Linked DNA regions of Mus musculus: all the other regions are linked to region 2. Evidence: chromatin loops called from intact Hi-C (ENCODE). Cell type or tissue: left cerebral cortex. All regions are shown on one strand. Region 1 overlaps Fap (fibroblast activation protein). Region 2 overlaps Ifih1 (interferon induced with helicase C domain 1). Region 3 overlaps Slc4a10 (solute carrier family 4, sodium bicarbonate cotransporter-like, member 10). Region 4 overlaps Fap (fibroblast activation protein). Region 5 has its middle 12 kb from the start of Gcg. Region 6 overlaps Dpp4 (dipeptidylpeptidase 4). Region 7 has its middle 67 kb from the start of Gm39837.

Region 1 (4,000 bases), 120 kb before region 2:
CTGAAGTGGAAGAAACAAATTTTTAGAATTTTAATTGTGTACACATGACATTTACTTCATTACACAAGCATATTTAATCCAAAGATTTAATAGAAACGCTCCATCTCTTTGTTTAAACACGTGCATAATAAGGCTGCATTTACAAATAACTAAAATAATATTGTTATGTCTTCTACAGAGGATAAAAGAATCATCTTAGACTCCACTCTTCATCCTTATTGATCCCAGGGCCCTCAGGTCCAATGTTTGAATCTTGTGGGTTATCAAAGCCTGTCCCCAGATTGCCTCGTTAGAATACAATGACATTGCTACTAGTACCAAATTTCCAAATCCTTGGGTCTTGGAAAGGATATTTGCTTCACTGCTGATTCAGTTTTTATTAAAGTTGTATCACTTTATTTGCATAATTGTTGATAACCATCATTTGATATTAAATCCTGTATTCAGTGAAAAACAAATCTATTCTTGCCGTTCAGAGCCCTCCAATTTACTATGGTATGGACAACCAAATATATCTATACGTATCCTTTAAAAATGTTAAATGATTTGCTCGGCTCCATCACATTTCCAAAACGTTTTCAAAATAATTTTTTCCCTTAGGAATAACAGACTACAAAAAAAACAAAAACAAAACAAAACAAACAAACAAACAAAAAAAAACGTTTAAAAGTCCCGGGAAGCCTCCAAAGCAATGTTTGCTGTTCATTTTTACCTTGATTCTCTTGTATTCTAGAGAAAATGAGACTTATTGGGAGAATGGGTTGAGAGCCTCAAGTAAACTTTATAGAGATCAGAAGCAAGGGAAGAAAGAAGGGGTGACCGGAGTGAGTGGGCCCTGGAGAGCGCCACAGCAGACAGATGGAAGGGAGGGACCCCGTGAGGCACAGTCTCCAAAACACATTGGTGTGGCCTCTGCTTTCTCTTTATGCCTTTCTCGTTCGTTCTCCGGAAGTAGAACACGCATGTCTGTTGTTGTTGTTGTTGTTGTTGTTGTTGTTGTTGTTGTTGTTGTTGTTAATGGAATAATGGACTTTCTCCTTTTCTTTTGTTGTTCTGGGAATCGAACCCAGGTCCTTAGGTTTCCTATGCTAGTGCTCTACCTCTGAACCCTTTTTGCCAGCTCTCTAGAATTACTTAAAGGGATTTTATAGCAACCATTTCGCTCATTGCATCGACTCAGCATGCACGTTTCTGACGCACTGAGGAGTTGGGCAAATGCCCGGGACAAACAGATGGGAAGAGGCCCCGTTAGTCACAGCTTACCCGACACGAATTCTGAAGGACACTGAGTGTACAGGGAAGAAATGGAGTAGCGAATGGAAAATTGCTACCTGTGTGGAAGCTGATCAAGGAAAAGCGAGCAGATGTGCAGGAGACGCGTGGCCGGCCCTTCAGCCATTCCCCCACACGTTTCAAAATCAAAATGGGAGTTGAGAAGGTTCGCTTTCTTGTTAAAAGATAGTGTCACTACTGGTGTTGGAAGACAGTTTTGAGCCATAAAATCGGTCATGATTTTATGATCTTGCAGAGGCTAACAATCATATTGCCTTGCATCTGGGGCACAAAGCAAATAACAGGTGATACATAGGAACAGGAAATTCTTATCCGCTCCCTGGCTAGGTTTATTCTGAAAGGATGACATTTACAGGAAATGATAGTTTGGTGGTTAACATGGAAATGAAACATTAACACTTAATGTGGCAGAACTAGGCTAAAGGTTAGCTAGATAATACAAGCTTTTGAGATCAACAAGGCTCCATAAATTTCATCCTCAAAACCTGAAAAGCTTCCTGGAAGGCGAGATATCAGAAACTATTGATAATATGTATTAATCAACACAGTCAAAGTAACACACGAATAAGGTGTTTTTGTAATATTAGAGATTAAATTAAACTTTACATATTTTCCCCACTTTAAAAAAATGACTCTGGGCTAAGGTCATCTTGAAACCTAGTGACTGATTATGCTATTTGAGAAATTTTCTTTTGACACTATCTGTAAGTGTGATAATATATTTTTTCTCTTTCAATTTTTCATCATTAACCCTTAAATCACATAAAATTAAGACTATGGGACTATATACAATGCCGAATATACTCCCAATAAATGGAGCTGACCCTATAATCTCTGAAATTTTGTGATTGTCTTAAATGTGGAATTTTCCAAGAAGCCTGAAGAAACCGTGTTCCTTCTCCTCCAGCACTTGTGAACTCGCTACCATCTGTTCCTTACAGATATTCTCATGCACGGGCAGGCTATGAGGTGAGGTCTGCTCTTCCTCTGTTTTCTACTTTGTTTGCCTTTATTAGCTTGGCTTGGCTGGTACTTACTGTTGTTTTCAAATGCACATGCATGGTTTTCTGTTGACATGTAGAAAATTCGCCTATATAAAATTTTATAAGAGATTCAAGGAAAACAGTTCCGTTTCTGGGTTGATTCGAGAGTGACAGCCAAGGGCTTGCAAACCCGTTTCTTCAAGTTAGGTGTTCACTGTCTGATTCCTAAAAGGCTTCCTTGGGAGATAGGGGGTTGGATCACTCTCGGGATCATCTCAGTCTTTCCTTTTTAGCCTTTTGTGAAGAACTGGATCCTAAGGTCTCTTTTACATGTTCATGTAACAGATTTCAAACAAAGCTAGGGCCAGCCCAGGAGCTCTCTGCACTGCTGCATGTGTTGCCTGAATGGGTCTTGCAGCTGCTCTATGATCTATGCTTCATGAGGGACTTACTAAAAATCCCATCTAACAGTAATGCTTCCCCTTAGAGCACCACCTATCCATGTTTACCAGATTGTAAATGCATTGGAAGCAAGGATTGCACTGCTTTGTACAGAGTGTAATATGGTGACACATATTAAAACCTGGCATGCATTAAGTAGCTGAGCACATGGTAGTGGTATCCTTGCCCTATATCAGGAGAGCTTTCTTTCTCCAGATAACATTCTAGGAAAAAAGGTTCAGGGAAAGAAATGGCCACCAGTTACTGCCTCTATTACATCTTCAATCAAGTACTAAAGACAAGTTAGTATTATTACAAAATTGATAGACAGGATTCAAGACTCTGTGTCTTATACACTGAATGCCAAAAATAACAATTTTCATTAAGGTCCTTACAGGGGCTTCCGATCTATACTTTTATTTCATCCATAAGAGCAAATTAAGGATTCATTTCTTGTTGAGTACTATATCTGTGATAGTAAATCAATGGTCTAAATACCATGACAGAGTTTGCTGTTAGTGAGCTGTGTGATTTCGGTTGTTTTAACCCAAAGCCAAAACAAACCACCCTATAATTCTGTGGAACCTTAGAAAGCATTTAAACTCAAGACACGATGCATAATTTTTTTTATCGTCATGCCTTTGCCAAATTTTTGGTTTTAGTTCAAATATTAACAGACAAGATCCAAGTTATGCCTCTAGCAAATTACCCAAAAAATTAAAGCTGGAAGGCCAACAAATGTGTTCATACTCTTTACAGGGTACATCAAAGTCTGGGAAAACTAAGCTGAGGCTTTAGCTCAGTAGGTAAGGATTTAGCTCCTGGACTTGCCTTCTAACACTGCAAAAACAAAAACAAACAAGCAAAAGCAGAGTACAAAATCCTCTGTTGCTTCAGTGGAGTTAATCTTGAACTGTTTCTTCATTGGACAAAATTCTTCCAAATAAATTAATAGTAAAAATATCAAGTCTGGATCAATGAAGATCATGCAGCTTCCAAAGGTGAGAGGCGAATTATAAATTTTGATGTTCTTTAACAAGATAATCATTAACTTACTATCTCTTATTAAAATTGACTGCTCTGACTGAACAAGTTTTGTCTGTGCATAAATGACTATTCACTAAAGGGAAGAAATGTCAAATGGATAAGTCATGACTGCCTTTCTAAAATAAAATTAGTTACATATGAATCTAAATTTTTCTACTTTGACTAGAGTCAGAAATACAATAAATAGATAGATTGAGAAAGCAAGAAAGCAAGAAAGCAAGAAAGCAAGAAAGCAA
Region 2 (4,000 bases):
TTCGTAATCCTCCTGTCAAAGATTATCCCAAAAGCTTGAAGCACGTCCTCATGTTGGAACAGACCCAAGGCTGCTCGGACCCCTTACGCGTGCTTTCTTTCATTCTGCTAATAATACATATTTCCTTTTCTTTAGAAATAACAATCTTTTCTTTGAGAGGAAATAGATTACTTTTATTTTCAGCTCTATGTATATGGATCTACACACACACGCTCACATTTTGGTCTGTCATAGTTCGCTCTGTGTGCCAGGGAACATGTGTTCCTGCAGAATGGAGAGAAGCCACCTCCACCCACCTTGCATATTCTATCCTGGATCCAAGCTTCTAGGAAATGAGTTCCCCAAAGAGAAAAAGAAAATCTCTCTCAGAGCCACAGGCCCACATGGCCATCCACGGAGCTTCTCTCTGCTCCTGTTTATAGATGTGTGTGTGTGTGTGCACACACACACACACACACACACACAGAAATATGTCAGCTAGAATTAAATGTGAATCATTTGTGATGATGTTGGCTTAACTTGTATCATCTCGGCCTGTTAGTTATCCTTTGCGCTGGGGTCCAAACACAGAAAGAACTGATTAAAATATAGGGGTGTAAAAGCTACTATACCCACCAGAAGAGCTTGTTCCTTAACTTAATGATGAAGGCACAATGTTTTGAAGTGTGGTCAGTCACAACTGTAGACCTTGATGACCACACTAGAAGTCTTGACATTAACAGGACCGTGGACTGGAAGATGTGAACTGGAAATGCTTTAAATTCAGAGATGCCTGTTGGAAAGGCTGAAGACTCTAAGCAACCCGAACCAGACAGCAGGGAAGTACAAGTGCAGATATCATTAAGGGTGCACAGGTAATGCTCAACAACAATTCTTGCATTTCTGTCCCCTGCAACCCTGTTACATCACATTTATGACACACCACAGCTTTTGTATAACTTCCCTTACTAATGACATCCACTCAGTCTGAAATGTTATCAGTCACCCCTGTTCATAATCCCACCATAAGGCAGCCCTCCCTGGCTCAGACAAATGTCTGTCCTTCCCTCCTAGCTAAACTTCTTTGGGGTAACCTACCTTCCCACTCAAGTCTGCCTCTGAACCCTTTAACCCCTAGACTTGGGGCTTTTCTTTCCTTTCCATTGATTTTCCATGGCGTAATTACTGTTTCTTCTTGGGAGCATGTAATATCTGTTTTCTTACCAAGGTCGTATAATTTTAAGATATGAACACAATGGTTTGGTATGATCTGACCAACTCACTTCCTTCTTGCTGGGAGTCTGGCTTTCAGTCCTTTGCAACTCAGGATAGAGAAGGTAAGATCTGATAAACAAATTAAAATCTGTTATGATTCTGCTAAAAATGTTGTTTGTAGTGATAAAATAAACCAGTCTAAATTAATTTCACTGTAGAATCACACCACTCAGTTTTCATACGGATAAAAATACCTATGGCATTATCGTTGAACTCTGGATGACTGACTGTAGCCCTTTTAAGACAGCTGTGCAGTTGTGAGTCACACAATACGCTCAGTTTGAAAAGAAACATAAAATCCTTTATAAGCATTAATCACAACATATTCATATTCCTTCCTTCCCCTCCCTCTCTCTTCAAATTACTCCCTACCCTTAAATGGCCCCAGTAGCACTGCAAATTCTCAGAAGTCAATGGTAATAACTAAATTTAAGGAAATATAAAAGATAACTCACTCAATTTGAGCCAATTCTGAAACAGTAATATATTGCTACCACAGTGATCTTCCTTTAGCTTCAAATGTTGTGGCATTTATTTCTAGGTTTCTAAAAATCACTAGATTTTCTACAGGATAGTGATATGGAATGTTATTCTGATCCTTAAGTGCAAGGATAAATTTTGTGACACTTTCACAGAAATAAGTATAGACCAAGCCTAAGATTGGTCTTTGGTCTATGAAAAGGAAAACAACAACAAAAACAAAAACAAAAAACAAAAAACAAAATAACAAAACAAAACAACAATAACAAAAAGTGCTGTGACAGATTGGACCAGGGAGAAAGAGGCTGTTTTATAAAGGTCAATTTTTAAAACCCCTCCTACAGAACATGATCTATGCAAAATATATCCACAATATATTCCAAAGCATAATGTCACCGGATAAACCTAAGGAGTTGAACATATGGGGGAATGAAAAAGAAGGTATTACAGTCTGAAAACAAGCAGGTTGGTGAGCTCATTAGCTGGGGTAGAATTTTAAAATCTTCACGTGAACGAATATATAAATCAAAATATACACATGCGTGCTGGGTCATGGGCCCTATGTATTCACACATGGCTAGTTACATTATCATTTTTCACTCTTGGAGAAATCCTTTCTCTTTATAAATGTCAAAGCGCCCTCTGCTGATCATTCTGAGGTACTTGCATTTCTAGAGTCCAAACAAGGTGCTCTAATGGATCCAGAAGAGAAGCTTCCGGGTTTGTTGTTATGCAGTGTTACATAAAAGTGTTTCTTCCAAACTCAATAGCATTTCCCTTGTTTGAAATCTCATTTACTACACTTTTGTTTTACCACGGCACTTTATTTCCTAAATGTAATAATAAAATCTCCAAGTTAAAAGGTAACTACTCACTTGTTTTGACAAAGCAATAACAGATATTTAGAAATGACTCTAACTTTTCTGGAAATGTACAGAATTAAAATAACCCATAGAATGGGTTAAGTCCCTTTGGAGTCTTCCATGTGAATATGGTCTAAGAAAACATCAAAATTCTGTGATATTTTCTTGTTCTAAAATCTCCAGTGACTTCAGAAGGCAGAAGAGGCATCTACATCCCGACAGCCACATTAACAGTTCTAAAATGCGCAGTTGCTGTTTAGAAGTCACTGTGTCAATTTGGGAAAGGCAATGCTTTAAAGAAAACTTTGGTTTATTTTAATTAATAACTACATTTTAAGGGGGGATAGCATCTCTCTTAAACATTTTTCTTTATTTGTGAGAATTTCATACATGTCTTCAATAAAATCATCAATAGACCCCCATTTTCCTCCTCCTGCTTCCCCTAAGCCCCCCACATTTCCCGCAATGTGTCTCCTACCCTACTTCACGTGTGTGTAATCCCAGTCAATTCTGAATGATGAATGAGCGGAGAAGAAGAGATGCCAACACCCCACGTGTGCTGAGAGGGTGAAATGGCCATCTAGAACCTTCCACAGGAGAATTCTAGTCTGTCACCCTTAGAAGGAAGGATAAATGTCATTAAAGATGGGCTCCCGTGCGAGCCACTGCGGTGACTGGCGAGGTGTGAAGGAGTTAGAAGGCTGTAAAAGTGACTCCGAAAGGATCTTCATGGAAAAGCTACTTACATCTAAGGGGCTTAAATGCAACAAACTACCATAAACTAAAAGACATGCTAGCGGGTTCAGCAAGATAATAAGAAATATCCTGACATAAGTTACAAACTTCTCTTTCCTTTTATTACTGCATATTTTTTTTTTAAAAATCCAAGTTTACAAAACGCATGCAGCTTAGGAAACAATATTTGTTGTTGTTGCTGCTGCTGTTGTTACTTCTAACAACTACTAGGGGTATTAGCCCATCTTGCTAGAACACAAAATAAACACACAATATCTTTATCAATAAGCTGTGCATGTCATTCAAATAGATACCAGAACCTATGGCATGCTTCCGCAAATATTTTCACTGTTAACACTAAGAACGACTAGACAGGCAAAATCCTCTATTAAATTTAGCAATAAGTATTGTGAGCCAAGTAACTCCATGGGTGGGATACAGAGATGAGTGGCAGAGCACTTGCCCAGCAGGAGAGAGGCCATAAATCCAGTCATCAGCATTTATCAGCAGCTGCACCTAAAGCAACCCTCTGGTGGAAAGGCATCATGTCGTCACAAACAAGCAACCCTCCATCATGGGCTTGGAAAAGCTCAGGACGGGACTAACCTATTCACAGATGCAGACACTGGAAGACTCTGAAAGGTCAGAGGGTTCCTGTGAGCCTGACG
Region 3 (4,000 bases), 330 kb before region 2:
GACAGGACACAGACATAGGTGACAGGGGCCTGTTAGCATGGAGGTAGAGATTAGATTTTTCACTGCCACAGTGTAAGAATATAGGAAGCTGTCAAGAGCTGGAAGAAATAAAAAAAGAAAAAATGTTCTCTCCTTGACCAGAGGGATGATAGTCCTGCCAAAATCTTGATTTTGGACATCTGGCCTCTGCAACTGGACAATACATTTTTTATTGCATTAAACCAACATGCTGTGGTAATTTGTTCTACAACCTTCAGAAATGAATACAGATTTCTACGTAAATGTACCTTTGAATTAGCTTGGTTTATAACAATAACCTTCAGCCAAAACACTTCATTCTCATCCGAACAGGCTATGTTGAGGCTTAATTATTGTACAGATCTTTTTAAACTAAAAATAATAGGAAGTATAGCATTTACTATGGCATGGCTACTCTAAATGCTGATCAGAACAGAGAGGAGTTCGATCCTGGCAGAGAAATAAGAAACACCATGTCTCTGTCAGAGGAAACTGACCACCTGCCTTTTGACTTGGAGAGGAGCAGCGTCCTGACCTAAGGATAGCGTTGGCTGTTAGACCTGAGGCAAAATGTCAACACGAGGCTGTTGGAGACACTGAAGTATACAAAGTGTAGGGACTCTATGCCTCTAAGAGGGGAGGGGAAAATAGACAACTGTTGTGTTTTGAAATTTTACTCAAATAGGATTTAATGTGCTCATAAAGTATCATGTATAAAATGTCTTCCAAGAGAATTAGTTTAGTAAAGGTTTTCATTTATTTGTTTTTCTGGGGATTTTTTTGTTTTGTTTTTTTGCCTTTGGCAAAAGTTTCAATGAGTAGTGATTTCATCTGTAAGTAGAAAGCATTTATTATTAGGCCTCAGGCTCACATAAATATAACAGCAGGAATTTTAAAAACAAAATGAAGTAATTGTGGGTAGAATCAGGCAGACTTTCTTCTAATTCTACTCAAATGATATTTTTACCCACATAGTTTGGAATTAAACAAAAATGTCAAGTTTTAGAATTATTTGGAATGTGATCCTTTCAAATGGACTTGTGAGAGCATCTAAGTCCTCCAGTCAAGTTTAATGAGTATTAAATCCCAATAACGAACTAGAAAGCCAAGGCACACTTTGACAAGTCTCACACTGGGAAACAGAACTGGTAAATTTAAGTGAACAGTTGAAATTCCTATTGGGAACTGAAGCTAACAGAATGGGAAGATATTGCATGCTGCTATTTGGACACGATGAAAGCCAAATACAAATCTTAGAATATATTTATCACAATTGTTATTCCTGTAGTAATGATAAACAAAGCAAGCACATTAGTCATCTATGATAGATATTTCAAGGAGCATGCTACTTTGTTATCAAGCAAATTGGAGGAATCTTCATGGCACCTGGCTTTTTGACACTATATAGAAACTTACTATGTAGGCTTCTCACTGTGAAATATGGCAGAAAAAACAGATCACAATGTTCTCATGAATGCTGTTTCTGTATTCAAATATATAACCACATCTATATTCATTCCAACATTTCAGGGATCCAAAGTGAAGCAAATGTGCCACTTAAACAATAACAATTGAAGCACCCACTCGCTGCAGCACACTTATGCAACACGCAACTCCCTACCCAGAAGGCTAGCTGGGGGATTCTATAGGAACATTCAGTTGTAAGCTAAAGGATTTTATTTCTTTCTATTCTTACTTCCCCTGTGCACAAGTTGTATCTATTTAATGGTTCCTAAAATTTAGAGATAGTTATAAAGTAGAAAAGGCCAGCACACACACCACACACACACACACACACACACACACACACGTAAGCTAAGAATGAGGATTGAAGTTAGTGCTGTCATGTGTTTCAGCAAATAACTTTGGGAAGTTATGAATGAATATTAATAGATGAAGTAATGCACATAGGATTATAATTTAGATAACTAAAGAGTGGTTTACCACACACAAGACAGAGCACAAGTGAGCAGATAGATTTGTGTTGTTTCATGTCCTATGATACTTATCCCATATAAAACTGGGTTTTTACAAATCAGGATGCTCTAACCCTGACATAGGACACTTGTTTATCTGCATAGTAAATTCTGAAATATTTGATGATAGTAACTGACATTTTTCTTATGGTGGCTAAGGAATATTTTATTTACCAACCTTCTTTTAAAGAGCATATATTATTTTATCATAAGGAACTTTAAGATACAGAATAGTGACTGACAGTGATCAAAACCATTGTTTTCTAAATAATCACTTCTTATTGAAAGTATTATAAACAACAAAATTTGCCTAAAGACTAAACAAGTGATTCACACAAAATAAAACTATTGCATAGTAAAATTAGTTATCCAATAAAATAAATTGGAGTAAAAATTTATGGAAATGCAGTTTATAAAATAAGTATAGTTATTTTATCTACCACTATGACAAAATTGAAATAGAGATAATACATTGTTCACATTGGATCCATCTATATATTAAATTGGTCCAAATAAGAAAGTTTGTGTTCATGTATGTAGCTGCATTGATATGTGTTATATGTATGCATTTGTGCAGGTATGGGTACAGGTGCATATGCCTATGTATGCACAGGTTCGCATGCATATGTGTGTGTGTGTGCATGAGGAGACCATACATCAGCATTTGGGCATCCTCCCCAGTCACTTGCTGACTTGTTTTCTGAGACAAGATCTCTTAGTGAACCCAGAGCTCACAGATTTGCCAGACAGACTGTGACCATCTTTTATATGGGTGCTGGAATTCTAAAATCAGACCCTCAGACTTGAACTAAGAACTTTGCTTAGTAAACTATCTCCCCAGCCCCCAAGTAAAATAACTTCAACAAAATATAATAAAGCACATTGGTAACAAAAATAAAGGTAGGCCAAATGTTTATGATAATGATATGTATGTTTCTAAAAACAGCGTCAAATCTTTTGTTGGGAATCAAAGTGGCAAAGTCAAAACAGCAGGACTCAGTGAGGAATTTCAGTCACAGTACCAGGCTGCAGGGTTTGTGTGGAGTTTGGAGGAGGTCAAGGCAGAGAGCAAGTCTGGGAGTATTTAGCACATGAAAGCTAAAGCCCTCTCTAGGACAGGAAGTACACCAAACATGGGAGGCCAGAAGGTTAATATTTGGGGAAAAAGAGAAAGATTATGATGGTATAAGCAGAAAGACAGTGATTTTGTTTTGCCTGTCAGGGTGTTGGTTCTCAAGGTAGCAAAATGTAGCATTGTCTTTCCCTTTCAAATGACACGCTGTTGTAATATTAAGGAAAGAATAACATAATATTCAATAAGTAGTAATTCAAACTATCTTGCAATTTCCACAACTATGTCATTTGAGCCTAATATTTTGGAAAATACTAAGTATCTAATTGGCCTACAGTTACTGTTGTCTTGTTCTCAGATGCAATCTACCGTCTGTTTAATCTTTTAGTTATTTGATAGAATAAAGCTCTTCTGGATGCCAGCCAAACATCAACCAGATTTCATCTATCTAAGGCACGTGCCCCTCCGGAAAGTCCATCTCTTCACAGTCATTCAGATGAGTTGTCTCGGCCTTCTGTGGATAATCAAAGTTTCGAGAGCTGCTATTGTCTTTCCTATGATGGTATGAAATATTCCTCAACTGTTTTTCTCTGTCGCTAATTTTGGGGACGCACATGAACTAAAACTGCAAAAGTAGAGAGGCCTAGATTCACTTTGACCAGTTACTAGAAAAGCTAGTATAAACTTGGGCACTAAAATAAGTATTTTCTTATCTCTGGTATCATCTAAGGTTGTTTGTTGCTGTTGTTGTTGTATTTTGGCCATCCATAATGCAGTAGCTAATTGAAAGTAGGATGGAAAGTGTAAATTTAAAAAATTAGCTTGATATATACTAAAACTCAGGGGAATTTTTAAAATGAAATTTAATTGAAAGTTTTAAACAAATTTCAAAAATATTAAAAAGTATAGTGATTTGAATGACTATACATAATTC
Region 4 (4,000 bases), 130 kb before region 2:
ATGTAAACAATACCGAGCCTAACCTCCTGAGCCCTCCTAAATTTTTAGCGGCTTTTACAATATTCATGGTCCAAGTCGTCCATGTGAAGCCTTCAGACTGTCCTACACGCTAGTACTTGCATTGGTTCAGTCTGATAAAGAAAAGCATTGCTTGAGGAAGTGCGTCATGTGGGTATATAAATGATTCTGGGAGCGCCCAGATGATATACCATGGTTCTGGTCAGAGTACCACTGCAATAAAAAGGGGAAAAACAAAACATGTTTTATTCCTAGAGCCCAGATAGAACTGGTGCATTAAGTCTGTTGCTTTGCTTCTTGGCCACTTGGGTTTTTCATTTGAAAAGTAAAAGCATTGCATTTAATTTTCCCTAGGAAAATGGGAGCTCAAAAACTCCATGAGGTGTTTGGCCTGTAAATCTAATTCTCCTCTGTTTCAGAAAAAAAAAATCATGTAGTAAATCACATATAATCATAAGTACATTTGATGGGACTTTAAAACATTGTTGTAGAGGAAAAAAGAGAGGGGATAACATAATTTTAAACTTTATATTTGGAGAGATTCCAGTAAGATTATTGTCTTCATTGCATAAGTGCGGCAAGGGTTGTGATGTAATGCTATAAATTTACTTAGCTGAGTTTCTTTCAGGAAGTCAGAATAAACAGAGGCCATAAAACAGATCTCATCTCACTTCTTGTAACCTGCATTTAAAAAATCTGAACCTCTAAAAGATGAGATACACCCTTCCTGGAGTCCTCTCCTATACAAGCAATTGAGGGAAGAAAATATATTTGCTGAAGGGAGAAGAACATGACTACCAATGGCTGCCCCCACTGTTGGTCTAACTGCCTCCTCTAATCTCACTTCACATTCTTTTTGCTACCTGGAGCCCAGGTGCCAGACACTGAGCATACACAGAGGAACCTTTCTCTGACTCTAAGTGGACCTGCAGGAACTCAGGCGGTCACTGAGATTCCAGGAACGGTCTGCAATTGTTTCTTCCTGAATTAACAGAACCTGTTAGCTGCTCTGAGACTCCTAGGTTCTGTAGGAACTCTGAACATGTGCCTACACATATTCACCTAGTCCTGCAGAACCATTAGATATCTGGGCTGTTTAATCCTGTAAATTATCATATTCTATACAAAGCCCATAGGTGGTGGTATGACTTACCTTTGGCCCTTGATGGGCTTCAGAAAAAGTCCAAGATTCATTTACTAATACTCTGCTCTTTCTATTCTCTAGTTATGCTTTCAGGTATACACACACACACACACACACACACACACACACACACACACACACACACACACACACACAAGAACCCTCTCTTTTAGCTTGGTGGTAGTCAAAGGCCATGAACTAGGATGAAACAGGATCATGTACCATCGCCTGGAAATCCACTTGTGCATTAACCAAAGCTTTAGCAATCTGTGCTGAGTTCTGAAAGTGCACATTATCTGCAACAAAGAGAGAGCAAGAGAGAGAGAGAAAGAGAGAGTTAAAGTGCTGCTAAATACCAGAGAGCCTAGAGTGACAATGCACTGCCTGGAAATGAACACCAACAATTATCTAGTCATGCATTTGACATTGTCAGCAACGAGCGATCACGCTCAAATATGGAAATGTCCCTGACTCTTAGGTACTGACCCTGAGCACAGGCAAAGGAGGATGCTTAATGTTTCTTAAACAAAGTGATGCTGGCTCAGTATTTTTATGTGTAAGAGTCTTGCTTAAACCTCACCATCTGCTGTTCCGTGGATGAGAAGATAGTCTACATTTCTGAAATATTCTGCTCTTGCCATCACAGTTGAATTCTGGAAAAGAAGAAAAATTAACATTTTAGTTGCTGCAAAGTTCTAATAGAAAACTAGCTAAATCATTGTGCAATGGACTTCGCACCAATACTGAAATTATGTATTGCTTTGGTTGATAAATATTTAAGAGTCAGAGCAACACATTTTCATCATCATTTGCATTACTTCCATCTGATTCTTAGTTTGAAAAACTGAAAGTTTATGTGTCATATGTTACATATGAGTGAGACCTTAGGCATAAATGATACCCGCTCAAGCTGTGTAGGCGTTGGGGGTGGGGAGCAGAGATGAGAAAAGGGAGGTTAGATTGGAGAGAGAATAGAATCCTCAAAGAGTAAAATTTCTTTCTAGTGATGCTTTTGCAGTTAACAAAAGATCATAATTTTTGCCTGGGGATCCAGAACTGAATTTGCAAACTCTGAATCACTGTTTTAAAATTACTTAACACGTTTGAAATAAATTAGTGACCTAGATACAATGGGAAATGCTTACTTTATAGTGTTCGAGATTGTCGTCCTTTGTTGGGAGGCCCATGAATCTCTCTGAGTAGATAGATGCTGTAAAAATACACAGGAACATGCTATTTCCATTTTATACATGCCATTTCTCGATCTTACATAACTCCTACAATAGTAAGTGTGCCCCAGTTCTCCCGTGGGAAGACTCTGAGGTACACTCCTGTTTTACTTGGTGTCATGGTACATCTCAATGAATATGTCATTTCTGCAGCTCACCTCAGTGAGGTTCCAGAAACAATGCAGAGACTTTATGGAAACACGAGTGGCTAAGTGATTCTTTTTCACAGGCTGCTTTTAAGCTCTTTTCAGTTGCTCTCCTTGGAGGAATGTGGAGATAGGAAGGGCCTCATTATATTTGAAAATAAACTGCAAAATCCACCTCCTCTGGTCTCTTCACTAGTGTCTTGTTTCATCTGGGATGAAAATGTGTCTCCCAGACTTACTTGCCTCAACACCATAGACACAAATTCAAACACACAGTCATATACCTTTCTGAATAAAGATTCTCTGTAAGGCATGAATGTCTCTCATTTTTACTCCAGTGTGGAAAAGAGAAAATAGCAAAAGCTATATTTGTTTTTGCACAATTATTAGAATTACTTTTAAATAAGCATTTTATATTGGGGTTAATAAAGAAAACAGGCACTCACGGGAATAGTTAGCTCCCAATTTATATATAATCTCTCTCTCTCTCTCTCTCTCTCTCTCACACACACACACACACACACACACACACACACACATATATATATATATAATTCATTCCTTGGCCCTTGACTTTGCAAAACATATGCTTAAAAGTAATCATTGCTGGAGTTATGTGCCTTCAAAAACAGAGTTAGCTCTGATGTTAAAGATTTTTTTTCCACAAGAGATCAAAGTTTGTGGGAGAAAATAAAAATATAGGATCTGTGAAGAGTTCTTTCTCTTTTTAACCACTGGAAGTTAAAGCATGATAGTAATGAGTTATATGAACAACCTCATTTATAGATTATATTTTCCCCAGTGATGCTGAGGTAGACCTTACTGCATAGTTTGCTTTCCTAGCAACCTCAGATATAGAGTAATTATGTGTTAAATGTTTTCACGGCAGCGTTTATGAAATGTTTCCATACCGTAATATTCCCAGCTGGAGACTGGAGCCACTGCTATGCCACATTTGAAAAGACCAGTTCCAGATGCAAGGGCCAGGGATGAAACATAACCTCCGTAGGACTGTAGAGACATTGTTATTGGTCAGCCCCAGACACAAGCTCAAAAGCATCTCTGTGTTTTTAAAGTCTACACATAATAAGAATGGGGGGGGGGTGGCTGGGTCACTCTGAGGAGGAGGTTAAATGTGTACCAGGTACAACAGCAGCAAACTACAATAGTAAATTTATCTCTGATAAATCAGATAACAATTAATGGCTGGAACAAAGCAAAGTCCCTGAAAACAGGGTAGGCAATGTTTAAGAGATAAACGTAATTACAACGTTTCTGTAAAACTTCAAAACTCTCTCTCTCTCTTTCTCTCTTTCTCTCTTTCTTTCTTTCTTTCTTTCTTTCTTTCTTTCTTTCTTTCTTTCTTTCTTTCTTTCTTTCTTTCTTTCTTTCTTTCCTTCCTTCCTTCTTTCTTCTTTCTTTCTTTCTTTCTTTCTTTCTTTCTTTCTTTCTTTCTTTCTTTC
Region 5 (4,000 bases), 130 kb before region 2:
CTTCCTGCCTGGAGCCTGTCCTTTGTTCAGTCAGAGTGTGGTTGATATGATATACCCCATGCTAATTTGGGGTCCATCCTTAACTGATATCATGAAAGTGTCTCCCAACCCTTCCCCCACCTACATTCCCATGGCTGCAGGGTAGGAGTGGACAGGAGAGCAGCCATGGGAGTGTGCAATGTACAAGTGACATTAGCTAGAAGAAATCAGAAAGGACACTATGGAATGAAGAAAGGGCAGGAAGATTGGAAAGTTGGTATCATCTTGCATCTAGGCATGAGTGAGACTTACATGTGGGGTAACTTTCTCTGCTTACACACACAGTTTCGCTGTGGCTAGAAACAAGCTATAGACCCTTCAGTAGTCATTACATTACATAGCACTGTAAAGCTTCGATTTAAGATCAACCTATCTATGTTTATTGAGAAACCACTCAGCAGACACTCCATTAACTATACTTAAATTCTAATAATGGCTGATAAAGAGCTCACTACAAACGCTGTAATTGTTTAGACACTAGTAGTCAGGAGTTCATGGTCCCGAAGGTGATAAGTCCATTACACATAATTTACTTTTTTATCACAAGTACATATATTTTTAACCTCAGATCTGCAGTTTCATATCAGACTGATGGGCACAGAGCTTCAGCTATAGTTAACAGGCAAAAGAAATAAAGCGCACTACTACTTAACGTAGAAACAGATAACCTGTGTGTCATGTAAAACTCACTCTTTTGGTTTCTCTCTTTGAAAGTGGGAAGGTCTGGGGACACCAGACCCTTATTTTTGTGTGGCTGCTGTTAGAGACAGCAGTTCTCATGCTTTAGATGCTTCTACTCACTCCCCAACCTCCCACCTTGACTTTGGAGCATCCTCACTGGAACTGACCATCCTTGGTCACTGGGTACCTTCACCCATTCTGATTGTCTACATGACATCAAAGATTACTTTAACAGGGAACTTTATGCCAAATTGTCTAATCTAATAAAATTTCAACTTGCATTTAAATATGTGTCGCCAAGGAAGGTATGGATGGTGATGATGATGGTGATGTTGGTGGTGACAGTGAGCACAGCCCATCAAAAATAGTTTTCTCTCAATGCTGCCTAAATTGGGGGAACTATTTCTACATTAGTATTTCTTGGGATCTTTGATTGGTATCCGATGAAGCATTTCCCAGTGCATCCCCAAATAGGGAATTGGTGAGACCCATCAACATCCCATCCGATTTGAAGGCCATAAATCTACCATATGGCATAGAGATGGAAGGAATAACTGAGCCTTAGGAAAAGAGATCTACCTAAAACAAAAGACCCAGAGCACAGTTATTTGGACTCTGGCAATTTCCAGAAGGATAAACTATCCTCATCTGCCTCAGTGGGATCTTGGAAAGTTCAGTTAACTCATGTTGAATCATCAATGGCAGAAATATAATCCCCAATGTACAGCTTCGGCGAGGCACATTCCACCGAGTTGCTTCTCATGACTTCATATTATCATCAGAATTTAAAAGAGAGAACAGATAAAATTTTTAGGAATTATACTTGAGATCTATCAAAGGGCCAAGACAGGCACGGGAGAAGTGTTTTATAATATAAAATAAGACTTTGGTACTTGAACTATGTTTATTAAATAAACTATGTCTTTAAAACTAGTATTAGATACAAGGTAAAGATTTCTACACCCTGAAGAGAAACTGGAGAAGAGCAGTATTTTTAAACGAGAGCTGTCAGGTTCCTCGGTAGCACTTCAGAGAGTAATCTGACGTCTTACAGTCTGAACACTTTGTGCCAAGTGTGCTCACTGTGTGGTGTCTCTTTGGTGATTCATCAAGAAGCAGCAGTCAGTATCTAAGTTGGGACAATGCAGTAGGCTGTTTCCTTTTCCTAATCCAAATTATTTTTGTTTAACAGACTGATGTCTTTTCTATCTCTGAATAAGACTCGCCCCTCCTTAACCCTGTTCTGCTCTGGGACACATCCTTCTCTGGAATTGTCTCCTTTACTCTTCTTTGGGGGGGGGGGGGTGGAGCAGCAAAGTTCTGTTATATGCTAGGTTCCAGGAAGCCTAAACTGTTCTCTCAGAAGATCTCTCTCACACACACACCAAAATCTAATTTCATGGATCTCCTTAGCCACCAAATGTGGGTAATCACTCAGCAAGTATTCATTGAGCTTCTCCTTCATTTTAGGTACAGCCTTGGTACTGGAGTTAGAGAGATTAAGTAACAGATGGAGCTTCAGGTATTGGAAGAGAAAAATAACACACACATAAACAAGATAATTTCTGATATCTCTAAGTGCAATCAAGAAAGCAAAAGTATGGAATGTGGCTGAAAGACTCTGACTGGCAAAAAGCAATGTTATGTTTTGTGAACCGAGACATTCTCTCAAAGGTAAGTAAGTAGATAAGCATCCTTATCTGAGACCCAGATAAGGATAAAACCAAGGAGCAAGTGAATAAACCGTGTCTTGGATTCTAAAGCAGAAATATGGTTGGGGAATAAACCCTTGAGGGAGATGGAACTGGGTCTCTAGAGTGTGTCGTAGCTCACAGCAGAAGTGCATACAAAGTCTTTACCAGCATATTGCTCTGGCTGTTTGTGTTCCTCAAAGTTGACTGTCAAACATTGGACCTCGAAGGGGGAATCAAATATTAGGCTTTTCAGACAGATAGCTGCTAAGGTGGAAGAGCGAATCACTCATTCAGGATAAGTACCAAGACAGTTGAGCCTCCTTGGAGACTTATAGACTTAATGCTAGTCATTCCTAGAAGTAGTTGGAGAGTTCTAGACAAATGAGTAAGGATTCTAACACATATTAAATTCACTGAGGTGACAAAAAAATTCCCGACTTCAGACTCAATTAATTTCTTAACAGTTCATTTTTTAAAACAATGAAAGGTGGTTTTTATGTATTAAATAAACATCTACAAAACACTTTTTTCTTATGAGCTGCACACCATTAGTTCTACAAATAGTAAATATTTTAAGCTTACAATCAGCTCCATGGAATGGGAAGTATGATTATGTCTATTTTACTTGTAAGGAAAAGAAAACACAGGGGATGTATGAAAATTAATGATTTAATACAAAACATTGCTTTAATTTTCTAAAGCAAACAAGAGAACAGTAATGTTTTCTGTGGATACAAAAGACTGTATGTCTTGAAAAAAATCAGTATTTAGTCAAAATTTCTTTTAAAAATTTTATTAGTTCTTTAATAGTTTCATATAATTTATTTTAATACTTCTTAATGTTGGAAAAGTAACGAATTGTAAGTGTGATATAAGACATTTACAACACATTCAAAGGCTACTTGAAAGGATTGTTCCATATTATCCTAAATCCTGTTTGAGTGGGTTTTCTTTCTTCCTTCCTTCCTTCCTTCCTTCCTTCCTTCCTTCCTTCCTTCCTTCCTTCCTTCCTTTCTTTCTTTCTTTCTTTCTTTCTTTCTTTCTTTCTTTCTTTCTTTCTTTCTATTTCTTTATTTTTTACCATACTGATTAGCTTTAAGCTCTATTATGTGTTTCATTAAGACATACATTTTCAAAGTTTACTTTCTAGTTTGGTGAGAAACCTTCCTGTTCCAAGCAATTAATGACTGGCACAGATGACTCTGTCTTAGCAGGTCAATGAACAGTAATTATCAAAGAAGGAAGCTGGTCTGTCAGTCAGGCCATTGCTGAAACCTCGGCCTGACTGTGTCTCTCTCATTCACAGAGCACAGACTTTCCATAACCACAGAGCAAAGGGTGCATTGCTATAGCAGCAAATATTTGTTAAAACATAGGGTGTCATAGCAGGTTCTTAAATGAAGTACTCAGTAATTGAGTATTAATTAGAAGCGAACAAAATGAAATCTTAAGTCTCCAGCTTGCCAAAGACATTACCTGTGTGTCAAAAGAAGTGTTTGCGACCAGCATGCTGGGTTTGCATGCCAATGATTTGAGCAGGTGGTCATTAGGGGCTTTTTCTGCAAGCCAAATCATTTTCTCCCTGA
Region 6 (4,000 bases), 280 kb before region 2:
TTTAACAAGAATTTTGTTGGAAATATTTTTTTTTCTGAAATAGATACAATTAAGAAGTTCCCGGGCCACTTATATATAAGTATGAGGTTGACACAGCTCTTACCCTGTAATGGTCAAGGTTGTCTTCTGGAATTGGGAGACCCATGTAACGCTCTGTGTACACTGAGTCTGGGATAGGAAAAGAGAGAAGAGGTTCAGCTCCTCCCCTAACAGCATCTCTTACATCTATCACATCACTTTACCCATCTTACTGTGCCTTAACTCATGAAGGCATCTCCTCCAGCTAACAATGCCTGTTAATGCAGCTGGAGATGCAGATGGCCAGACCACACTCTCAGACTGAAGGCTCCTCCTCTGCAGCATTGACCCATCTGCACTCAGCTCTCAGGATCAGGGCACTGGACGGACAAAGTAGACAGCCTAAAACACAACCAGCAATTGACCTGCAGAAAGTTGATCAGAGTCATCTTGTGCTTCTGTTGTCTTGTGGTACAGAGGCAAAAACTTCCCTCATGCTACGATAATCTATCTCCTTTTGGGAATTATACCTAGCAATGATCAGTTACGAGTGATTTATTTAAACCTTAGATTTGGGGCAGGTTGAGACCCACTATGATGAAAAGAAAGACTTAACAGTCCATATTGACACAGCTGCTTCATCGTAATTCAAGTTAAACATTTGCTTTCCCTCACTTTATGGGGAGGTCTCAAGTTTTGTGCTGTAACACTTGAGCGCTGCGAACAGATTACATTAATATCTGTCTGCTGAACTGACATAAGCTCTCTTATATATAAATATGGTGGAATAACAGGTTGCACAATTGGTTTAGTTATTTTGGGTAATTAAACATAACTTTACTCAATTTAAAAAGAAATTAAAATCCTATATTATATATTACCCTAAAATATCACTGGTGGAGTTTTGTTGTTGTTGTTCTGTAACTTATTAGTGTTTGTTCCTTGTACAAAGCATGAGTTTAATAAAGACATCTCATTCAAGTACAAGCTGCTATGCCCACTGTCAGCCCCCCCCCCCCATACCGTCATATTACCTGCTTGTCTCCTTGGCTTTCCCAGACAATCCCCTTCTACTCTCATGTCATACTTGCAGCCCTTTATATTTTAATGTCAATTCTAGGTTTTACATATGAAGGAAAGTTCATGACATTTGTCTTTCTGAATCTGGTTTCTTTTGCTTTCTATGATGTTTTAAAAGCTGCGTCCTTCGATGGCCAGATTGCAGTAAATGCATATAAAAATCACGAGTTGCCTCTGTACTTGACTGTCTTCGGATTGGACAAGCGTCATCGACATTAATTCTATGAATTCTTTAAAATCTTTTCTTGCTTAAAGACAACACCACCATGCTTTGCAGTGGCCGAGGCGTTGATTAAAAACACGGCTGAAGAGTGTTTGCTCTCCTAAGTGAGCAGCAGTAATATCTACTATTTTACTTAAAGTCAATATGGACTATGTATAATTTTATGTATCTACAGGACACTCCTATAAAAATATAGTACCTTAAATGACGTTTAAAAGTAAAAGATAATAAGCTTTTCATGTATGGTTTAATTTAAAAAATCAAATATTAACAATATTGCTTATATGTTTAATAGGGGGAAAACAGTCTTTGAGAGCAATATAAAAATGTTTTCAACATCTATTCCACAGCCCTCAGTGTTTGTCTCAGGACATGGCACTTTTAAAATCTATATTAACCATGTTTACATGTATATTAAGATCTGAAATTTTTAAAAATATATTTTTAAAAAATGTGCATAGCTGCATACGGTAGTTGTGAAATTTTAGAGCAATGTCTTGAAACATCATTTACATATTCATTGTTTTTAATTTTGAATAAAAATCTTTAAAATTGCACATATCTTCAAAGCTCTCTTTTTTACTGTGTATTAGGCCATGTACATTTAATGAACTTTTCCTACATGTCTGCAACCTCACAAAGGCTATTTTATTATTTGATTGACCACCAGAGGTCTCCAGAAACAAACCATCCAACAAAACAATTAATTAGAAACAAAGGCATCACACGAAAAACAACTCCATTGTGTGCAAATTAAATTGTATCTGTGCCTGCCAAGTTTTCAACCCAAAGATGGTGGTTTTGAACATTGGCTTCTCTTGACTTGGATAAAGTTTCAAAGATGAGTTTTCACAGGATTGGTGCTGCCATATATTAGGGCATAAATACTAGCAAGCATATTGTTTATCACAAATTCCATTCTTACATTACTACAATAAAGAACCTAAGTGAGGTCAGAGAAGGTGTGAGAAAAAACTGCATCCCCTTCCTACGCCTCGATGATCACCTCTACCTAGTCTTGCCCTGGGCATTGTCGTCTCAGAAAAATGATGCCAAATGGTCTATCTCACGATGAAGATGATATTCTATCTAATACTAAAAGACAGTGGGAAAGCAAAATCCCCCTGGAAATTCATATGTTCCTGTCTTCTCTTCCTCTGACGCCCCACTAATATTTGACCTTCACTCAGAGGGAAAGAGATAGATACTTCCTCTCCTCTATTAACATGTGAAGTCCCAAATCAAACACTAATAATGATAAGAAAACATTTATTTGAGAAATGTAACACTGACACTGTTTTAAAATTTTAGAAATAGGATTTGTTGTTGAGAAATTAAATGTGTAGGTAACACACCATAGCACCCTGGCTTGTGTAACAGCAGAACAAACGAGAACATCTTATACAGCTTTGTAAACAGTCACAGAAAGAAACCAGCCTATTATTTTCCATAGAAACACAGACAACTAAAATAGGAATGGCTTTCTCACTAGAACACTAAGGTCGACACTTAATAGTTCATTGCATACAACAGCAGTTACGTACCATAGTACTCCCACCGTGACACAGGTGCCACAGCTATTCCGCACTTGAACACGCCACTTCCCGATCCCAGGACCATTGAGGTTACATACCCTCCATATGACTGGGGAATGGAAACAGTTATTTTTGTGGAGGTAAAGGAATAAGGACATATGGTAAGCGAGTCGCGGTTTCCACATTTCTCACATCTTTATATACTGTGCCTCTTTAGAGATAGAAAGTATGGTATATGAGGCTTAAATTGGCTTTAATTGGCCAGTATCTAAAGTTTACACTTTCAGAGGCCTGGTTCCTTTTCATAGATATCAGGGAAGACAAGCATGGGACATTAGTGGACCCCCTAGTGACCATACAAAAATTGAAGAAAATAATAAATAAAAACAATAAGCACAAAACCTTAGCTGATTAATAAGATATCTTTTTTCTTGTCTTCTTTTTCTTGTTGACTTCTCCATCCACCTCCCTTCCTACCTATCCACTCTTGCTCTTTCCTGTCTATCGCATCACAATAAACAGAGCTGCATGCCTAGCTCAGTACACATTTAGGAAGCCTGCTGCTCAAAGGCCCAAGACTTGACAGACAAGATTTTTATCTCCAAAGATTTACATGCAAAAGATAAATTACCCTCCACTCTTACATTCACTAAGGACTGCATACAAATCCATGAGTCAAGAAAGCTACTTACCCAGCCCCAAATTGCAACTCGCTTGCTATCCACAAATCCCATTTTTACAAATTGCCTAAAACACAAGAAAGAAGTTTGCAAATCAGTTTTCCACTGTGCATTGAAAAGTAAGCTAACCACACAAGTGTGAAAAGCCTGTCCCCTTTTGGTCTCCTTCATTCTATTACAAATTAAGAGCAACCGGACCAGTGGTCAAAAACACCTGAGAGTTGTGTGTACCATGCTAACATCAAAACTACATGAAGAAGGGTTGAGTCCATAAAAATTCTGTGTGTGTGTGTGTGTGTGTGTGTGTGTGTGTGTGTGTGTGTGTGTGCGTGATTCACAGAAAACAAATCCTGGCAGTTTTTTTCACAGCTTTATATAAAAATTTGCAGCCCAGATGCACTTTTCTTTACATAATTGAATTTAAATCTCTCCAGATGTTTTTTCAGTTTGAAAGTAGTTACCCC
Region 7 (4,000 bases), 660 kb before region 2:
CTTAATGTTATATTTATTATCCTGTCTCACCATTCCAACCTCAAGTTGTAATATGGAGCTATATTAATAAAAATAACATGATATTGGCATAAAAGCAAACATGTTGATAAGTGGAATTTATCAATGAAGACCAGACATAAGTCCATACATCTATGGACACCTGATTTTGATAGAGAAGCCAGAAATGTACACTGGAAAAAAAGACAGTATCTTCAGCTAATTATGCTGTTAGAGTGGGTGGCTGCATATAGAAAAATCCAAACAGATCCATACTTATTACTCTGCACAAAACTCAATTTGAAATGGATCAAAGACCAGCATTATTCCAGATATACTAAATCTGATAGAAGAGAAAGTGGAGAATAGCCTGAACTCACTGGCACAGAAAAATACTCTTAAAAAATTAGTTTATATCCCAACCAGTTTCCCCTCCTTCCTCTCCTCCTAATTCTCCCCCTACCCCTCATCTACTCTATTTCTCTTTAGAAAAGTGGAGGACTCCCATGGATATCAACCAGTCTTGGCATGTCGAGTAGCAATAAGACTAAGAGCATCTAGGAGAAGACTTTTGAACAGAACGCTGTTAGAACAGGCACTAAGAGCTATCAACAATGAATAAATGAGATCTGAAACTTAGCTTCCATATGGTGATAGACACCATCATTTGAGCAAAGCAGCAGCTGACAGAATGGGAAGAGATTTTTTTTTTACCAACTATACATCTTATTGATGGCTAATATCTAAAATATATGTCATTTAAATAACTGGACATCAAGAAAACAATCACCCAAGTAAAAATAGAGTACAAATCTAAACAGAGTATTCTGAAAAGAAGAAAGTTAAATGCCTTGGAAACACATAAATAAATGTCAAACATCATTAGCCATTAATGAAATGCAAATCAAAATTCCCTTAAATTCCATCTTATGCCAGTCAGAGTGGCCAAGATAAATAAAATAATTGACATTTCATGCTGAAGTAAGGGAGCCATTTCTTATTGTTGGTGAGAGTGTAATCTTGTATAGCCACTATGGAAACCAGTGTGGTGATTTCTTAAAAGGATGGGAATCAATCTATTTCGAGATCCACTCTTGGCCAGATAACCAAAGAATGCTTTATCCTTCTACGGAGACACTTGCTCAACCATGTTCTCTGTTATTTTTATAATAACAGAAATTGGTGACAGCCTAGATGTCGGTCAATGAATGAATGGATAAAGATAATGTGATACATTTATACAATGGAATATTACCCAATCTTTTGAAAAAAAATGAAATCGTGAAATTCACAGGTAAATGGCTAGAACTAGAAAAAAATCATTCAGAGTCTGATAACTCAGACACAGAAAGACAAATATGAGATGTATTCACTTATATGTGGATGTTGTCTGTTAAGTCTTTGATAAGCAAGCTGTGTTCTATATAACTACAGAGGTTAGGAATAGCAAAGTTACTTGGGGAGCAAATGGAACATTTTAGGAAGGGGGAATAGAATAGATAATTATGGATGGACAGGGCTGGAATGGAAGAATCAAATGGGCACATCATGCAAAATAGGGATAGGGGAGGGAATACAGGGAAGGACAGCTAAAACTAAGGGCCATTTGAGGGGTTGTATGGAACCCTAATGTAGAGGAATTTGAATCCAGTAATATTGCTGTTCTGGCAAGGGACCACATCCAAAAATCTTCTGGGTCAGTGTGATCTAGCTAGAATACAGATACTCCTGTAATCCCAGGAGACAGAGGCAAGCAGATTTCTGAGTTCAAGGCCAGCCTGGTTAAGTCCTACTATTAGATCAACTACTCAAGAAGTAAGTAATTTGTTTCAAACTTTCCAAGGTGATTTGAACTTAAGAATCCTAGACAGTTAACATCTGAAGTGGAGAACAAGTTGACTCAGGTAGAGCAAAAGATTGAGGGGCACACATGTGCACTGCCTAGATCTCAAACTTGACTGTTCTAGTTATCTTTCCTTCTACTCATTATCCTACTGGACTATGCAGAAAGAAGATAATATTTTAGAGTGGATATTTCTTAAAACATATATAGAGTAAAAACCTAAAGACTTATGTTTAAAAGGTTTCTGGGGGGCTGGTGAGATGGCTCACCAGGTAAGAGCATCTGACTGCTCTTCCAAAGGTCCTGAATTCAAATCCCAGCAACCACATGGTGGCTCACAACCATCTGTAATGAGATCTGACTCTCTCTTCTGGTGTATCTGAAGACAGCTACAGTGTACTTACATATAATAAATAAATCTTTAAAAAAAAGAGGTTTCTGATCTAATTATAAAAGGAAGACAAAGACTTGGTCAATTATCATGAACAGACCCAATGTATTATCTTATACTAATGATGAAATTATCTTATTATGGGTAATTAATGAAAAATGACCAAGATATTATAGCAATTGTTTGGGAAAAATTAATAACAAATATCCCCAAAACAAGTGGCTTCAGTTCATTAAAAGAATTAATTGTATTTTCCCCATATGTAAAAGGAACACCAATTTATGAAGTTTGTGCATTTTATACTGATGCAAATAAGTCAGTAATGGCAGGTTATAAGTCAGAAAATAGTAGTAAACTAATTCAAAGCCCATATACTTCCATTAAAAAATCAGAGCTATATGCAATTTTTAGTTTTATTATATTTTTGTAAATGTATATTCTCTTCTATTTTAGAACAGATTTGGAACTTTTAAATTTGGTTGAGTCTGAAAGATTATAGAGACTTTGAGTAGGACTAAGTGCATTTTACACTATGATGTAGACATGAGTCTTGAGGGCAAGGGAGTAGAATGTGATGATTTGAATGAGAATGGACCCCATAGGTTCACGTGTTCCTGTAGTTAGTCCCCAGTTGGTGAAACTATCTTGGCATGATTGCATGGTATATTCTTGTGGGAGAAATTGTGTTAATGTAGGTGGACTTTGAGATTTCAAAAGTCTCATGTGATTCCCAATGCTCTCTTTCAGACTTGTGGTTGTGCATCAAGATGTGAGCTTTCAACTGTTTCTTTAGTCCACTATTGTCTTAATCAGTGTTCTCTTATTGTGAAGACACCATGTCCCAGGCAAATCTTATAAAAGAAATCATTTAATTGGGAGCTTGTTTACAGTTTCAGTGGTCTATGGGGCCTCCCACCCATCTAAAAAATATTAACCCATGTTAATGTTTTTGTCAATGGGAAATGCAGGGATAAAGAGTAGAGTAGAGACTGAAGGAAAGGCCACTTAGAGACTGTCCCACCTAGAGATCCATCCCATCTGCAGACACCAAACCCAGACACTATTGCTGATGCCAAGAAGTGCTTGCTGACAGGAGCTTGGTATAGCCATCCTCTAAGAGGCTCTGCCAGAGTCTGACCATGTGGATGCTCAACCACTGAATTAAGCATGGGGAATTCCTATGGAGGAGTTAGAGGAACGGCTGAAGAACTGAAGAGGCTTGCAAATCCATAGGAAGAACAACAATATCAACTAACCAGACCCCCCCCCCCCCGGAGCTCCCAAGGACTAAATCACTAACCAAAGAGTACACATGGAGGCACCCATGGCTCTAGCTGCATGTATAGCAGAGAATTGCCTTATCTGGCATCAATGGGAGGGGAGACCTTTGGTCCTGTGGAAGCACAATGCTCCATTGTAGGGGAATGCTAGGGTGGTGTGGTGGGAGTGGGTGAGTGGGTGGGCACTCTCATAGGAGCAGGGGCATGGGGGTGGGATAGAGGGTTTGTGGAGGGGAAACCAGGAAGGGGGATAACATTTGAAATGTAAATAAATAAAATAACCAATAAAAAAGGTTTAATACAATCCTCATGACAGGGGAGCATAATGGAACATGAATGCCACTGAAGCAGTAGCCCAGAGCTACATCATGATCCACAGGCAAAGAGAGGGAGAGAGGCAGGCACTGGGCCTGGCTTAGGACTTTGGTACTTCAAAGCCCAACTCCAATGACACACTTCTTCCAACAAGGCCATACCTTCCAATTTGGC

What was found. A loop is a pair of places that touch in the nucleus more often than their neighbours do. Peaks named below come from ENCODE experiments on the same cell type or tissue, not always from the same donor. Only the 100,000 strongest peaks of a DNase experiment are listed, where the experiment ranks them.
Region 1: it touches region 2 in a loop (4-fold over the local background); 6 of 42 quality-filtered maps call a loop at or near these places.
Region 3: a loop joins it to region 2, with 6 times the contacts of the local background. A loop is called at or near these places in 5 of 42 quality-filtered maps.
Region 4: a loop joins it to region 2, with 5 times the contacts of the local background. A loop is called at or near these places in 3 of 42 quality-filtered maps.
Region 5: a loop joins it to region 2, with 4 times the contacts of the local background. A loop is called at or near these places in 5 of 42 quality-filtered maps.
Region 6: it touches region 2 in a loop (8-fold over the local background); 16 of 42 quality-filtered maps call a loop at or near these places.
Region 7: it touches region 2 in a loop (4-fold over the local background); 19 of 42 quality-filtered maps call a loop at or near these places.

What each region holds. Positions count from the first base shown.
Region 1 is chr2:62,512,441-62,516,440 of GRCm38, forward strand. The region is part of intron 20 of Fap (fibroblast activation protein); the gene reads right to left. Among named protein-coding and RNA genes, the nearest start is that of Gcg, 31 kb to the left of the region's middle. In left cerebral cortex, no CTCF peak of the experiment used is centred here; DNase peaks (open chromatin) are centred at 1,234, 2,317 and 2,637; H3K27ac peaks cover 2,782 bases.
Region 2 is chr2:62,628,278-62,632,277 of GRCm38, forward strand. All of the region lies in intron 3 of Ifih1 (interferon induced with helicase C domain 1), which reads right to left. Among named protein-coding and RNA genes, the nearest start is that of Gm39839, 10 kb to the left of the region's middle. In left cerebral cortex, a CTCF peak has its summit at 2,386 (motif pointing left); DNase peaks (open chromatin) are centred at 283 and 2,343; H3K4me3 peaks cover 142 bases; H3K27ac peaks cover 1,389 bases.
Region 3 is chr2:62,300,350-62,304,349 of GRCm38, forward strand. Slc4a10 (solute carrier family 4, sodium bicarbonate cotransporter-like, member 10) reads left to right here. Exons shown (of 26, transcript NM_033552.3): 21 at 3,455-3,628. Among named protein-coding and RNA genes, the nearest start is that of Dpp4, 110 kb to the right of the region's middle. In left cerebral cortex, no CTCF peak of the experiment used is centred here; a DNase peak (open chromatin) is centred at 1,578; H3K27ac peaks cover 1,802 bases.
Region 4 is chr2:62,501,058-62,505,057 of GRCm38, forward strand. Fap (fibroblast activation protein) reads right to left here. Exons shown (of 26, transcript NM_007986.3): 22 at 3,449-3,548; 23 at 2,308-2,372; 24 at 1,743-1,815; 25 at 1,385-1,458; 26 at 1-231. The coding sequence ends at 127. Among named protein-coding and RNA genes, the nearest start is that of Gcg, 19 kb to the left of the region's middle. In left cerebral cortex, no CTCF peak of the experiment used is centred here; DNase peaks (open chromatin) are centred at 1,756 and 2,406; H3K27ac peaks cover 3,507 bases.
Region 5 is chr2:62,493,812-62,497,811 of GRCm38, forward strand. No RefSeq gene overlaps it. Among named protein-coding and RNA genes, the nearest start is that of Gcg, 12 kb to the left of the region's middle. In left cerebral cortex, no CTCF peak of the experiment used is centred here; a DNase peak (open chromatin) is centred at 1,807; H3K27ac peaks cover 1,647 bases.
Region 6 is chr2:62,344,953-62,348,952 of GRCm38, forward strand. It overlaps Dpp4 (dipeptidylpeptidase 4), which reads right to left. Exons shown (of 26, transcript NM_010074.3): 21 at 3,549-3,603; 22 at 2,866-2,965; 23 at 104-168. Among named protein-coding and RNA genes, the nearest start is that of Dpp4, 65 kb to the right of the region's middle. In left cerebral cortex, a CTCF peak has its summit at 1,975 (motif pointing right); a DNase peak (open chromatin) is centred at 2,985; H3K27ac peaks cover 1,168 bases.
Region 7 is chr2:61,970,780-61,974,779 of GRCm38, forward strand. No RefSeq gene overlaps it. Among named protein-coding and RNA genes, the nearest start is that of Gm39837, 67 kb to the left of the region's middle. In left cerebral cortex, no CTCF peak of the experiment used is centred here; no DNase peak of the experiment used is centred here.